2 separate regions of the Homo sapiens genome follow, and region 1 is linked to region 2. Evidence: chromatin loops called from intact Hi-C (ENCODE). Cell type or tissue: PC-9. All regions are shown on one strand. Links, peaks and the distances in the headings refer to the core of each region. The heading gives the core; the rest is flanking DNA. Region 1 overlaps C5orf24 (chromosome 5 open reading frame 24). Region 2 overlaps PITX1-AS1 (PITX1 antisense RNA 1).

Region 1 (6,425 bases), core at 409-5,408, 350 kb after region 2:
AAAACAAATGTTCTATTCTGTGGGCTTTTCTCTTCTAGATTACTAAACCTCAAAAGAATAATAGTAAAGCCAAGAACTCTTATTAACACAATTCTTTTTTTCAGTTTGCCTGATGTTCTTAGAATGCCTCCTGTTGGCCTTTTATTGTATTTCTCACATGCATACTTCTGGCCTGACAACAGTTTCCACAAGATGGACACTCCATCGTTATTGTAATTTATTATTTATACAGAACCCTGAGTATATGTTACACTTCACAAAAGACAGCATGTGCCAAGCAATGAACACAATCTCTACTGCTTCTTGGCCTTTTGGCTAAGATCAAGTGTAAAGAATACAATCTCTTGGCCCAAGGTACTGACTCCCTTCAAACATCCTCCATTCCAACAGAAGGCAGTACCAATACAAAAGGTAAACAAAGGTTTCCATTAGCTAAAATGAGTGAACATTATACAAATGCTTAAGACTTATACTACAAAAATATGGATAACAACCATAATAAAGTATCTCCTTTTTTAAAAAAATTTTTGAGATGGAGTCTTGCTCTGTCACCCAGGCTGGAGTGCAGTGACTCGATCTCAGCTCACTGCAACTTCCGCCTCCTGGGTTCAAGTGATTCTCCTGCCTCAGCCTCCTGAATAGCTGGGACTACAGGTGCCTGCCACCATGTTCGGCTAATTTTTGTACTTTTGTAGAGACAGGGTTTCACCATGTTGGTCAGGCTGGTCTCGAACTCCTGACCTCGTGATCTGCCCGCCTCGGCCTTCCACAGTGTTGGGATTACAGGCGTGAGCCACCGCACCCAGCCAATACCTCCTATTTGTAAGGTGTATTTATCAAGACAAAAAGTTGAATGTACAACATTGCTTTCTCCCTTGATCATAAATACAGTGTGGATCATCTTCCCTTACACCACAAGCCCTGTGACTTATTAAAGAACAGTCCAGCCAGGCATGGTGGCATCAGCTATAAGGGAGGCTGAGGTGGGAGGATCACTTGAGCCCAGGAGTTTGAAACAAGCCTGGGCAGCATAGCAAGATTCCTGCTCTTGAAATAGAAAAAAAAAAAAAAAAAAAAAAAGAAGAAGAAGAAGAAGGTCCAAAGTCTCTATTTTGTCTGTAAGGACATCCCTGTGATTTTTTTTTTTTATATAAAGGACTTATTAAAACCACTACCACAACAAACTAGCTCTAAATAGCCATATCATTTAGACAGAGGAAATGACAGGTTTTTTTTTTTTTTTTTTTTAGGTGGAGTTTCGCACTTGTTGCCCAGGTTGGAGTGCAATGGCACAATCTTGGCTCACCGCAACCTCCGCCTCCTGGGTTCAAGCGATTCTCCTGCCTCAGCCTCCCGAGTAGCTGGGATTACAGGCATGTGCCACCACGCCTGGCTAATTTTTTATTTTTATTTTGTATTTTCATTTTATTTTTTATTTTTTTTTGAGACTGAGTCTTGCTCTGTCACCCAGGCTGGAGTGCAGTAGCGCGATCTCAGCTCACTGCAACCTCTGCCTCCCGGGTTCACGCCATTCTCCTGCCTCAGCCTCCCAAGTAGCTGGGACTACAGGCACCCGCCACCACGCCCGGCGAATATTTTGTATTTTTAGTAGAGATGGGGTTTCACCGTGTTAGCCAGGATGGTCTTGATCTCCTGACCTCGTGATCTGCCTGCCTCGGCCTCCCAGAGTGCTGGGATTACAGGTGTGAGCCACCGTGCCCGGACTGTATTTTTAATAGAAATGAGGTTTCTCCATGTTGGTCAGGCTGGTCTTGAACTCCCAACCTCAGGTGATCCGCCTTCCTTGGCCTCCCAAAGTGCTGGGATTATAGGCGTGAGCCACCGTGCCTGGCTGGAAATGACAGTTTTATAGAGACTACAGTATTATGTTGTGATGAGGTAAAAGAGATAAAGATATGGGTTCCAATTCGGATTTATAAAGAGTCACAAATGTATATTAAGGTCCAGCCTCAAGTTGTTAGGAGATATTTGTGTGCACCCTTCATACATGTGAGAGTGCACCAAAACCTCAGTTATGAAAACAGTTACTCCTAGAGGCTGCAAACAGGTAATAAGGTTAGCGAAAACCACTGTAAACTTACTTTAGTTTGTAAAGGCAAAAGGAAATGAGCATGAAGTCACAGAATCAAATTCTGTTAAATTATGAAACATTTGCTGAGAATCAACAGAGCAATTGGCAAGCTGGCTTAAAGTCTCAATTTGATGGAAAAATATCTACAGTGAGAAGCTACTTGTTTATGGCAAAAGCTTTTTAGACTTGAGAACATAAAACAAGACTGGGCTAAACACAAATATTAAGTGGAATAATTTTTTCACTCATTCCCCACAGATACAAGAACTAGATTATTGGCCAGGCGCGGTGGCTCACGCCTGTGATCCCAGCACTTTGGGAGGCCGAGGCAGGCGGATCACAAAGTCAGGAGATTGAGACCATCCTGGCTAACACAGTGAAACACCGTCTCTACTAAAAATACAAAAAATTAGCTGGGCGTGATGGCACGTGCCTGTAGTCCCAGCTACTCAGGAGGCTGAGGCAGGAGAATTGGTTGAACCCGGGAGGCAGAGGTTGCAGTGAGCTGAGATCGTGCCACTGCACTCCAGCCTGAGTGACAAGCAAGACTCCGTCTCAAAACAAAAAGGACTAGATTATTAATTATCATTTCACTAGCTCAAATTCTAATTTCAGATGAGAAAAAAGGAGACTCTCAAGATGAGTTCCAAACATAGTATTGGCTGAAAGTTAGCAATTTTTTAGGATTTTGTTATGTGCCAGGCAATAAGCTTGGTTCTTTGCACATTATCTGATTTAATCCTCAGTACAAGCCTATAAGGAACATACAATATTATTTTACAGACTTTAAGCATTCTGCCAGGGTCACACATTAGGAAATGGTTAGCCAAATATGACTTTTGATGATTCAACTTCAGAACCAACAATTTACAATGTAGCATACCATGGTTTTTCAATAGCAGCACTGTCATTTGGGTCAGATAATTTTGTTGTGGTTTGTCCACTGCATTGTACAATGTTTAGCAGCATCCCTGGCCTCTACCCACTAGATGTCAGTAGCAACACCTCTCTCCCTTCCCCTAAATATTTGACAATGAAAAATTTCTCCAGACATTGCCAAATGTTCCCTGGGGGGTGGGGGGCGGGGAATCCACCCTTCACCATGAAATCACTTGATTATACTAAAATGAAAACACAGACCCAACTTAAAATATTCTCACTTAAGTTTTTATTCACCTTTTTAGCCTCTTCCTCACCAAATATCCACAAATTCTTTCTTACTGCAAAGTCAAATAGATTTGGTTTCCAAATGGAAGAAAAGCAAATGCCAGAATTAGTAAAGACAACCAGGATGGCCACGATGGCTCACGCCTACAATCCCAGCACTGTGAGAGGCCAAGGCGGGAAAATCACCTAAGGTCAGGAGTTCAAGACCAGCTTGGCCAAAATGGCAAAACCCTGTTTCTACTAAAAATACAAAAATTTACAAAAATTTTGTGGGGGAAAAAAAAAAGTTCTGTGACTTACCAGGAGGGTAACAAAAATAAATAAATAAATAAATAAATAAATAAATAAATAAATATATGTATTTCTGTATGTATAAAATATGTATGTGTGTGTAGTGTGTGTGTGTGTGTGTATATATATATATATATATGAACATTCATAATCTATCAGAGAACTCAGGATATACAGTCTCAGCTTACATTATGTTAGGCTTTTAGAGGCAAAATGCCACTATCCTTGACTCAGATATCAATCCACACTGAAAAAAACATACCATTAAAAAATTAGTCGTGCGGCTGGGCATGGTGACTCATGCCTCTAATCCCAGCACTTCAGGAGGCTGAGGCAGGCAGATCACCTGAGGTCAGGAGTTTGAGACTAGCCTGGCCAAAATGGTAAAACCCCGTCTCTACTAAAAATACAAAAAAAAATTAGCCTGGTGTAGTGGTGCACGCCTGTAATCCCAGCTACTCGGGAGGCTGAGGCAGGAGTGTCGCTTGAACCCAGAAGGTGGAGGTTGCAATGAGCCAAGATCGCAACATTGCACTCCAGCCTGGGAGACAAGAGCGAAACTCCAACTCAAAAAAAAAAAAACACTTGCAATTTTTAAAAAGCATGCATCTTGGCCAGCCATGGTGGTTCACGCCTGTAATCCCAGCACTTTGGGAGGCCAAGGCGGGTGGATCACCTGAGGTCGGGAGTTTGAGACCAGCCTGACCAACATGGAGAAACCCCATCTCTACTAAAAATAAAATTTAGTTGGGCGTGGTGGTACATGCCTGTAATCCCAGCTACTCAGGACGCTGAGGCAGGAGAATCGCTTGAACCTGGGAGGAGGAGGTTGCAGTGAGCCGAGATCATGCCACTGCACTCCAGCCTGGGCAACAAGAGCAAACTCCATCTCAAAGAAAACAAACAAAAAACCACATATCTCCATTTCTTCATTCCTTCAATATTGTCCAGAATTTATGCCTTTAGTTTGTATTATGTAAATTTAGTTCTGACATAACTCACATTTATTGAGGGCCAACTCCATGCAAAACACTATTCTAAGCACAAATTGACAAGAGTAAAGCTATTTATTCCAATGGAAAGATAATGAGACACTGACTTAGCCAGGTGTGGTAGCTCACGCCTGTACTCCCAGCACTTTGGGAGGCTGAGGCGGGTGGATCACTTGAGGTCAGGAGTTCGAGACCAGCCTGGCCAACAGGGAGAAACCCCGTCACTACAAAAAATACAAAAATTAGCTGGGCATGGAGGCATGCACTTGTAATCCCAGCTACTCGGAAGGCTGAGGCAGCAGAATTGCTTGAACCCGGGAGGCAGAGGTTGCAGTGAGCTGAGATCACACCTCTGCACTCCAGGCTGGGCAACAGAGTGAGACTCTCTCTTTAAAAAAAAAAAAAAAAAAAAAAAAAAAGACACTGACTTAACATTTCTGAAGTGCAGGGCTTCTGTATGTTCTATATATTCCTTCCCTGCTACTGCCAAGAAATCAGTACAGTATTCTACTTAATAATTAATAAACAAGCTGGACAAGGAATTTAATATGAGAATTACTCGTAAATAATTAACTTTAAAAACGCAAACAGAACTAAAACCAATCCTTTCCTATTTTCAGACTTCAACTTTATTAAGTTGGGAATCAGCACTATTAGATGCTTATGTGCATAACCATCACTATATATTTACATGCAGCATATTTATGTTTATATAAAAAGTATTTGCATGTGAGCTTAACCCTGCACTCCATAATGCCTTCCTCCTCCCACTTCCGAGCTAACTATTGTTGAAACACTCCCTTTTTTTTTTTGAGACGAAGTCTAGCTCTGTTGCCCAGGCTGGAGTGCAGTGACTTGATCTTGGCTCACTGCAACCTCTGGAACCCCGGTTTAAGCGATTCTCCTGCCTCAGCCTCCGAAGTAGCTGGGATTACAGGCATGTGCCACCACGCCCAGCTAATTTTTGTATATTTAGTAGAGATGGGGTTTCATTATGTTGGCCAGGCTGGTGTTGAACTCCTGACCTCGTGATCCACCCGCTCAGCCTCCCAAAGTACTGGGATTACAGGCGTGAGCCACCGCGCCCAGCCTCTTTTTTTTTTTTTTTTGAGACGGAGTTTCACTCTTGTTGCCCAGGCTGGAGTGCAATGGTGCAATCTTGACTCACCGCAACCTCTGCCTCCCGGGTTCAAGCGATTCTCCTGCCTCAGCCTCCTGAGTAGCTGGGATTACAGGCACATGCCACCACGCCCAATTTTTTTATTTTCGGTAGAGACGACGTTTCACCATGTTAGTCAGGCTGGTCTCGAACTCCTGACCTCAGGTGATCCGCCTGCCACAGCTCCCAAAGTGTTGGGATTACAGGCGTGAGGCACCACGCCCGGCTTTTTTTTTTTTTTTTTTTTTTGAGACGGAGTTTTGCTCTTGCCCAGGCTGGAGTGCAATGGCGCGATCTTGGCTTACCGCAACCTCCACCTCCCGGGTTCAAGCAATTCTCCTGCCTCAGCCTCCTGAGTAGCTGGGATTACAGGCACGTATGCTAGGCTAATTTTTATACTTTTTTTTTTTTTTAGTAGAAACGAGGTTTCACCATGTTGGCCAGGCTGGTCTCAAACTCCCGAGTTCAGGTGATTCGCCTGCCTTGGCCTCCCAAAGTGCCGGGATTACAGGCGTGAGCCACCACGCCGGGCGGAAAGACCCTTTCATTGAAAGTATGCAAGCGACATTTGTTTTTTGTTTTGTTTTGTTTTGTTTTGATATGGAGTCTTGCTCTGTCGCCCAGGCTGGAGAACAGTGGCCCGATCTTGGCTCACTGCAAGCTACGCCTCCCAGGTTCTCGCCATTCTCCTGCCTCAGCTTCCCGAGTAGCTGGGACTACAGGC
Region 2 (6,425 bases), core at 948-5,947:
TGAAACTGTTACTGGCTTCTGACTCAGACCAAAAAAACCAAACCAAACAAACAACTTCTTTGATTATGCTGGGAGCATGCAAAAAGAAAAACAACAACAACAAAAAGCCTTCGTCTCCTGGCCAGACTTCAAGTCAGAGCGTAGAAGGAATATCTGCATCTGTGCAGATTTTCACAAAGCACTTTCTCATCCTTTGTCTCAGGGTACCCTTACAAGGATCCAGGAAGGCAAGCAGAGAAAGCATGAGTATCATCTTCAGTTTGCAGGTGAAAAATTGGGGTTCAGAGAGGCGAAGGGACTTGCCCAAGGTCACAAGTGACAATGTGGCAAAGCTCAAACTCAAACCCAAGTCTTCCAGTGCCTGATCTAGTCCTCATTGTCTTCCCCACCTGACTCTCTTCCTACCAGTCCCAGCTGCCAAAAATCAGGGCTGTTTGGACAGATAAAGAATATATACAATAAAAAAAAAAAGCTTTCAGCCATGCATGAGACTCCATGGGAGCAAACGATATATTGCATATGGCAACTTCCTTCCCAGATGTTCCCAAGATGGCAAGAGAGCTCCCAGAGGGAAGACAACAAGTTCTCAAGAAGGAAGCAACTTAAGTTCTGCCAAGAGGGAATGGCAAAATGAACTACATCATGTTCACACTGTGGAACAGCAACAGCCACAAGAACAGAACAAGGCTGATCTTGATGTACTGGCACAGGAAGAACACTGGGGCACTGACGAGTAAGAGCCACAGTTGTGAATGAAGCATGCTGTATGATCCCATGGATATCAAACAAGCAATGAAAACAAAACCACATACTGTCTCTGGATTCATAGACACATACGTAAATGCACGGAAAAACATCTGACAAGACCCACCCTCTATCAGATATCTTCCACTTGCCCCTGCAGGGCCACGATCCACCCTCTGGGCCCCAGGAGGTGGCTCTATATGAACTGCATCAGTGGGCTGCCTTGCAGCACCAGCAGGAGACCAAAGGAAGGGGAGAGAATGAGGTTGGAATACTTACTAGGTTGGTGCAAAAGTAGTTATTTTCCCAGTCCTCCCACCAGGAGGTCTCCAAAAACTGGCCACTTCCCTCAGCCAAAGATTATGGCTCCTTTCAAGGTGCCCACACTCTCCTCTTCCAGGTTCTTGTTCTTTGGGCCTAAGGTGAGAAAGGCTTTCTGCTGTAGCAAGCCCTGGAGTGCCGCACTATGCTTTGTGGATTCCCCTGCCCACAACTTTACAATCTTGTCCTTATAGTAAAATTATCCTAGTTAGAATGTGCCATCTGTTTCCTCCCAAGACAACACTCAAGTTATCCACTGAGGGGGCAGTGGAGGAAGAGAGCAGCAGGCACTGGTAGCTGAGGCTTGGCGATCTATAGTGGCATTAGCCTTTGCAGTAATTATATGCTCGTGTGTTTACTTTGTATCATGGAAAATTTCAAGCACAGGCAAAAACAGAATAGCGTAACAAGGTCCCAGGTATCCATTTCCCAGCTTCAACAATCATCAATTCATGGTCAATCTTGTTTCAACCATGGGCCTACCCACTTCCCAGCCCTATATTATTTTAAGGCAAACCCAAGACATCGTATGTTTTAAATTTACAAGAAACTATATTTCTATATGGCCTGGGTAATTAAAATTTAATTAAAAACAAAAAGAAATTCTCAAAACTAGAACTTCTGATGGTGAAGAGACCCTGTCTTTGTTTTTAGATTTTATCCAGGCCAAGGCTTTCCCCCTCCTGTTTGCCCCAGAACCACGGCTCAGAGGCTGGCCAGGTGGCCCTGTTGGCCCCTTCAGTGGGCTGGGGGCCCAACTAAGACTGGAAGTCCTTGCCAACCTGTTTTGAATGTGGAGGATCTTGTTACAAACACAAAGCCACAGGAATACCTCCCATCTGAGCATCAGCTTCTAGTTTTCACCCAGCTACTTTTGTCCCTTGGTTTCCTTGTTTTGTTTCTACTTTTTATTGAAGGACAACTTTATACTTGTGAGATTCATTCCATATTGTTACATATAATTGTGGACTGTTTAGTTCCACTACGGTATAGTATTCCATAGTATGAATTTAAACCACAATTCACTTACCCATGCACTCTTGATGGGAACTTGGGTGGTTTCCAATTTGGAGCTATTACAAATGGTATTACTATGGACATTATACCATATGTCTTTTGAGGTTCATATGTATGCATTTCTGTTTGTTGTACACATAGAATGGAATGTCTGGGTCATAAGAAGACATATGTTTAACTTATCCAAAGCGTATGAGATTTCTGGTGTTCAACATCCTTGCCAACACCTGGGTATCTTCTGGGTTGCTTTGCTTCACTTTAGTCATTCTTGTTGATGTGTTGTGTCTCTCATTGTGCTTTTAATGCGCATTTCCCCAATGACTAATTAAGCCAAACAGTTTTTCTTATTTTTTGGCCATCTGCATATCCTTTTATGGAGTACCTTTTCAAGTCTTTTGCACATATTTCTAGTGGGCTGTCCTCTTTGTCTTATCAGTTTGTAAAAGTTGTTATATACATACACAAGTCACTTATCAGTTGTAGGTTTTGCAAGTATCTTCTATGCTGTAGCTTGCTTCTTCATTTTCCTAATGCTGTCTTTTCATAAGGAAAAGTTTGTAGGTTTAATGTTGTCTAATGTATAAGCTTATTTTCTTGTACGATTAATAGTTTTAGCAACTTGTTCAAGAAATCTTTGCCTATACTACTTTCAGTTGTTTTGAAGATTCCTTTAGGGAAAAAAAAAAGGCAATTATTGGAAATTGAGTAATAAAAGCCTTAAGAAACCCCTGATGGAGACACCAAATCAGCCACTCCAAGAAGGAATCAATATGTGGTTACTTCACTGGAAAGACAATCTCCTGATTTTGTGATTCCCTAGTTAGCAGCCACCAAAGCTCTTCTTAACTGTAAAGGTGAAGAGAAGGCGGCTCGGACAAGTAATCTCTACCAAGATACAAAATGTAAAAACTTTGACTATTTTTAATGCTTAAAAGAAAAGTACTAAATACTTAACAATATGCCAATGACCAGCTTCTCATAGATGAGAGCAGGAGTTCTTGAACCCTAAGGAATGGTAGAAAATGCTAGCATTAAAATTGAAATGACTTCCACAGGACAAGTGTTTTTACACAAAGGCGGAAACGACAGACACTGGGGTCTACTTGAGGGTGGAGGGTGGGAGGAGGGAGAGGAGCAGAAAAGATAACTATTGGGTACTACTGGGGCTTAGTACCTGGGCGATGAAATAATCTGTACAACAAACCTCCACGGCATGAGTTTACCTATGTAACAAACCTGCACATGTACACTCGAACCTAAAAAAATAAAATTTTAAAATAAAAATTAAAAATTAAAATTAAAATTATTTTTTAAAAGAGAAACAATTCTCTTTCCATAAGGGCCTCCTCTCTCCCAAGAGAGGTTTGCATCCTCTCCTGTAGGAAAAGATTTCTAAAATCTTCCACCAGGGGGCATTTCTCCCACTGAAAATAAGTGAAAACATGATCAACACATTCGGTGGTCTTACCAACACCAACTATATTAATCCAAGTAATTTTTAAAGCATTTGTTGAAATGACAAAGATTCCTTTGAAAACCAATGTTTTCACTGTTTAAAGAGCAATAAGTCTGAAAGGTAATGGTGGCTTCCTAAATCCAAACCACTTCAAACAGCTTAAAAAAAAAAATTAACATCAACAAAGGGGAAAAAACAACAAGCAAAAATAAAATCTATGTATGACTCATGTCTTTGTCATTACTAGGAGTCACATAATACTATGAATTCCAAATTACATTTCAGTAGAGAAGTACCAAATTCTAACAAAGCACCTACCATTACTGGAAATCTGTAGGTGTAGAAGGCAGGAAACGGGAGTCTTAAGAAATTCCATGGAAACAAAAGGAGGAGAGAGAACAAACAAGACAAACAGAATCACCCCAGAGAGGTACAGTACAGCACTAAATGCAAAATAATGAACATAAGTCTGGAACTTCGTAGTTTACAGTAATGGCCGTCAGGAAGGTACTTGAAAGTGAGTAGGGTCAGAAGTGACAATGTCAGAGAAGCACTGCTTTTGGGAAGAGAAGAAAATAAATAGAAAATAGGTGTCTCTTAGAGATATGGCAGTAAAGAAAAAGAAGAAATTAAGCATACTGCAGGGGAAAAAAAAGACAGAAAACAAGACAAGCCCTCCTACTCCCTCTATTCATTCAATAAACTGCACTTCATCATATTGACAGAAGAGGGCACTCTTGAAATAGGCACTCACCACAAAATGCCTAGGAATAAAGGGAAAACTCGTACTAACTCCACATTGTTATTAGTATTCCTCGGCTAATCAGTGGAGCTGATTTTTTTTTTTAAAGATAAAATATGCACCAAAACATTTCAACTAATTAAAATTCTCCCCCACAAAGAAAATCAACCATGAAGCAGAAGTAAACTGTCATGTAACATTCCAAACTGAGTTAAATATTATAAAATAAGTATTTGAATATTGTTTAAAAAAACTAGAATCAGAGATTTAAAACTTAGAAGAGAACCTTTTAAAATCAGGAAGAAATGCAATGGGAGTTGATCAATTTCAGGAAATAAATTTAAGAAAAAGACCAAAACTATTTCAGAAATGAAGAACAAATTACAATGTGCCCAAGAGAGAATAAGTTCAAATGAAAATTTAATAGGGAGCATTTACAAAGGTAGTAAAACAAAAACCAAATGAAAATGAATTGAGAACGAGGTTAAAAAAAATCAGCGAAAGTGGTTGAAATGGAAGGCAGGCAAAGATGAGCTAACCTATGTATAATTGGAGTCCATGAAGAAGAAAAATAAAACAATAAAATAGAAATATTTTGAAATATAACCCAAGAAAACTTTCCAGAAATAAGATAAATCCTAAATCAACATAATGAAAAGGTCCACTGTGTGGCTTGGAGAAATGATCTAGAATGAACAACTCTGAAACATATCCTAGTAAAACTACTAGATTTTTATGACAAATAAAAAATCTTCATGACTTTCAGGCAAAAAGGTCAAATTTTATTCTGATAAAAAATGTAGGCTGACCTCAGGCTTTCTAAGAACAACACACGGAATTGGGTAAGAGTGGAACAGCATTTTCAAGAAACTCTGAATCACCCCAGAGAGGTAAAAAGTATAGCACTAAATGCAAAATAATGAACATGAGTCTGAAACTTAGTTCACAGTACTGGCTGCCAGGAAGGTACTTCCTGGCAGTGAGTAGGGATTTTATAGTGAGTAGGGATTTTATATCCATCCTTCATCCAACCAAGTGATAACTGGGGGAGCTTCTGCAAAAGAACCGATAATCATTTAATACATTTAATTACAGAGCTAAGATTAAAACTAGGGTGGGGTCATGGTATCAGAAGATTCTGTAAATATGACATGTTCTGACAAAGTAGAAAGAATGTAATCTTAAAATAGTACCAAAGGAGAAAGCAAAATATGACCATTGATTGTCGTTTAGGTAACAGGTGAGAGTCAAAGGATATCATGTAAAACTGACAGACTAGATAGTAAAAGTTTAAGAAAGGGGAGAATTAAGGGCACTATAAAAGGTATAAATATGATGGCAACCACTAGATCAAAAACATAAGCCTTTCTAAATGCCAAAAGAATTTTTAGACAACAATGAAAATACATCAAATAGAGAAAGAAACTCAGTAAATAAAACAATACAATCAGCACCTCAGCATCCTACTTAATATGGAAACACTAGAGGTATTCCCACAAAAGGAAAGAACAAGGCACTTTTCCGCTATTAACATTGTGCTGGAAGTATTAGCTAACATAGACAAGAGAAAACAAAAGGAGGCTTGAGGATTAGAAAAGAAGACAAAAAACTAACTCTATTGCAGAGGACACAGTAATTTATCAAGAAATCCTAAAGAATAAATGATAAAACTCACAAGTTCTCAAAACATTTATTCTCAAAATTCCTTTACACTCTTAAAAATCAAGGACCTCAAAGAGCTTTTGTTTATGTGGGTTATATCTATTGATATTTACAGATTAGAAACTAAAGCTGAGAAAATGTTAAATATTAATTTTAAAGTAAGAATATAAATGCATATTTTTGAAAAATAACCATAAACAAAAACTTTCAGTGAGAAGAATGACAACATTTTACATTTTTAAATATTTCTTTATTGTTGAGCTTAATAGAAAACGGCTGGATTTTCATGTTTCTGTAGTCAATCTATTATGATAGCACACATTACATAGCCTCCAGAAAACTCCACTGTACACTTGAGAATGAAAGTTAAAAGGGAAAATTATGTCTTAGTATCATAAATATGAGAGTCTTAGTAACATGAAAATGGTTTTGACCTTGTGAATTCACTAGTAAAATCTCAGGAACCCCCAAGGGTACCCAAAC

Evidence for each region. A loop is a pair of places that touch in the nucleus more often than their neighbours do. Peaks named below come from ENCODE experiments on the same cell type or tissue, not always from the same donor. Only the 100,000 strongest peaks of a DNase experiment are listed, where the experiment ranks them.
Region 1: a loop joins it to region 2, with 4 times the contacts of the local background. A loop is called at or near these places in 2 of 110 quality-filtered maps.

The regions. Positions count from the first base shown.
Region 1 is chr5:134,848,184-134,854,608 of GRCh38, reverse strand. All of the region lies in intron 1 of C5orf24 (chromosome 5 open reading frame 24), which reads right to left. Among named protein-coding and RNA genes, the nearest start is that of C5orf24, 5.4 kb to the right of the region's middle. In PC-9, for the core only: a CTCF peak has its summit at 3,084 (motif pointing right); no DNase peak of the experiment used is centred there; H3K27ac peaks cover 327 bases.
Region 2 is chr5:135,201,585-135,208,009 of GRCh38, reverse strand. All of the region lies in intron 3 of PITX1-AS1 (PITX1 antisense RNA 1), which reads right to left. Among named protein-coding and RNA genes, the nearest start is that of LINC02900, 43 kb to the left of the region's middle. In PC-9, for the core only: CTCF peaks have their summits at 3,558, 3,924 and 4,237 (motif pointing right); a DNase peak (open chromatin) is centred at 4,249.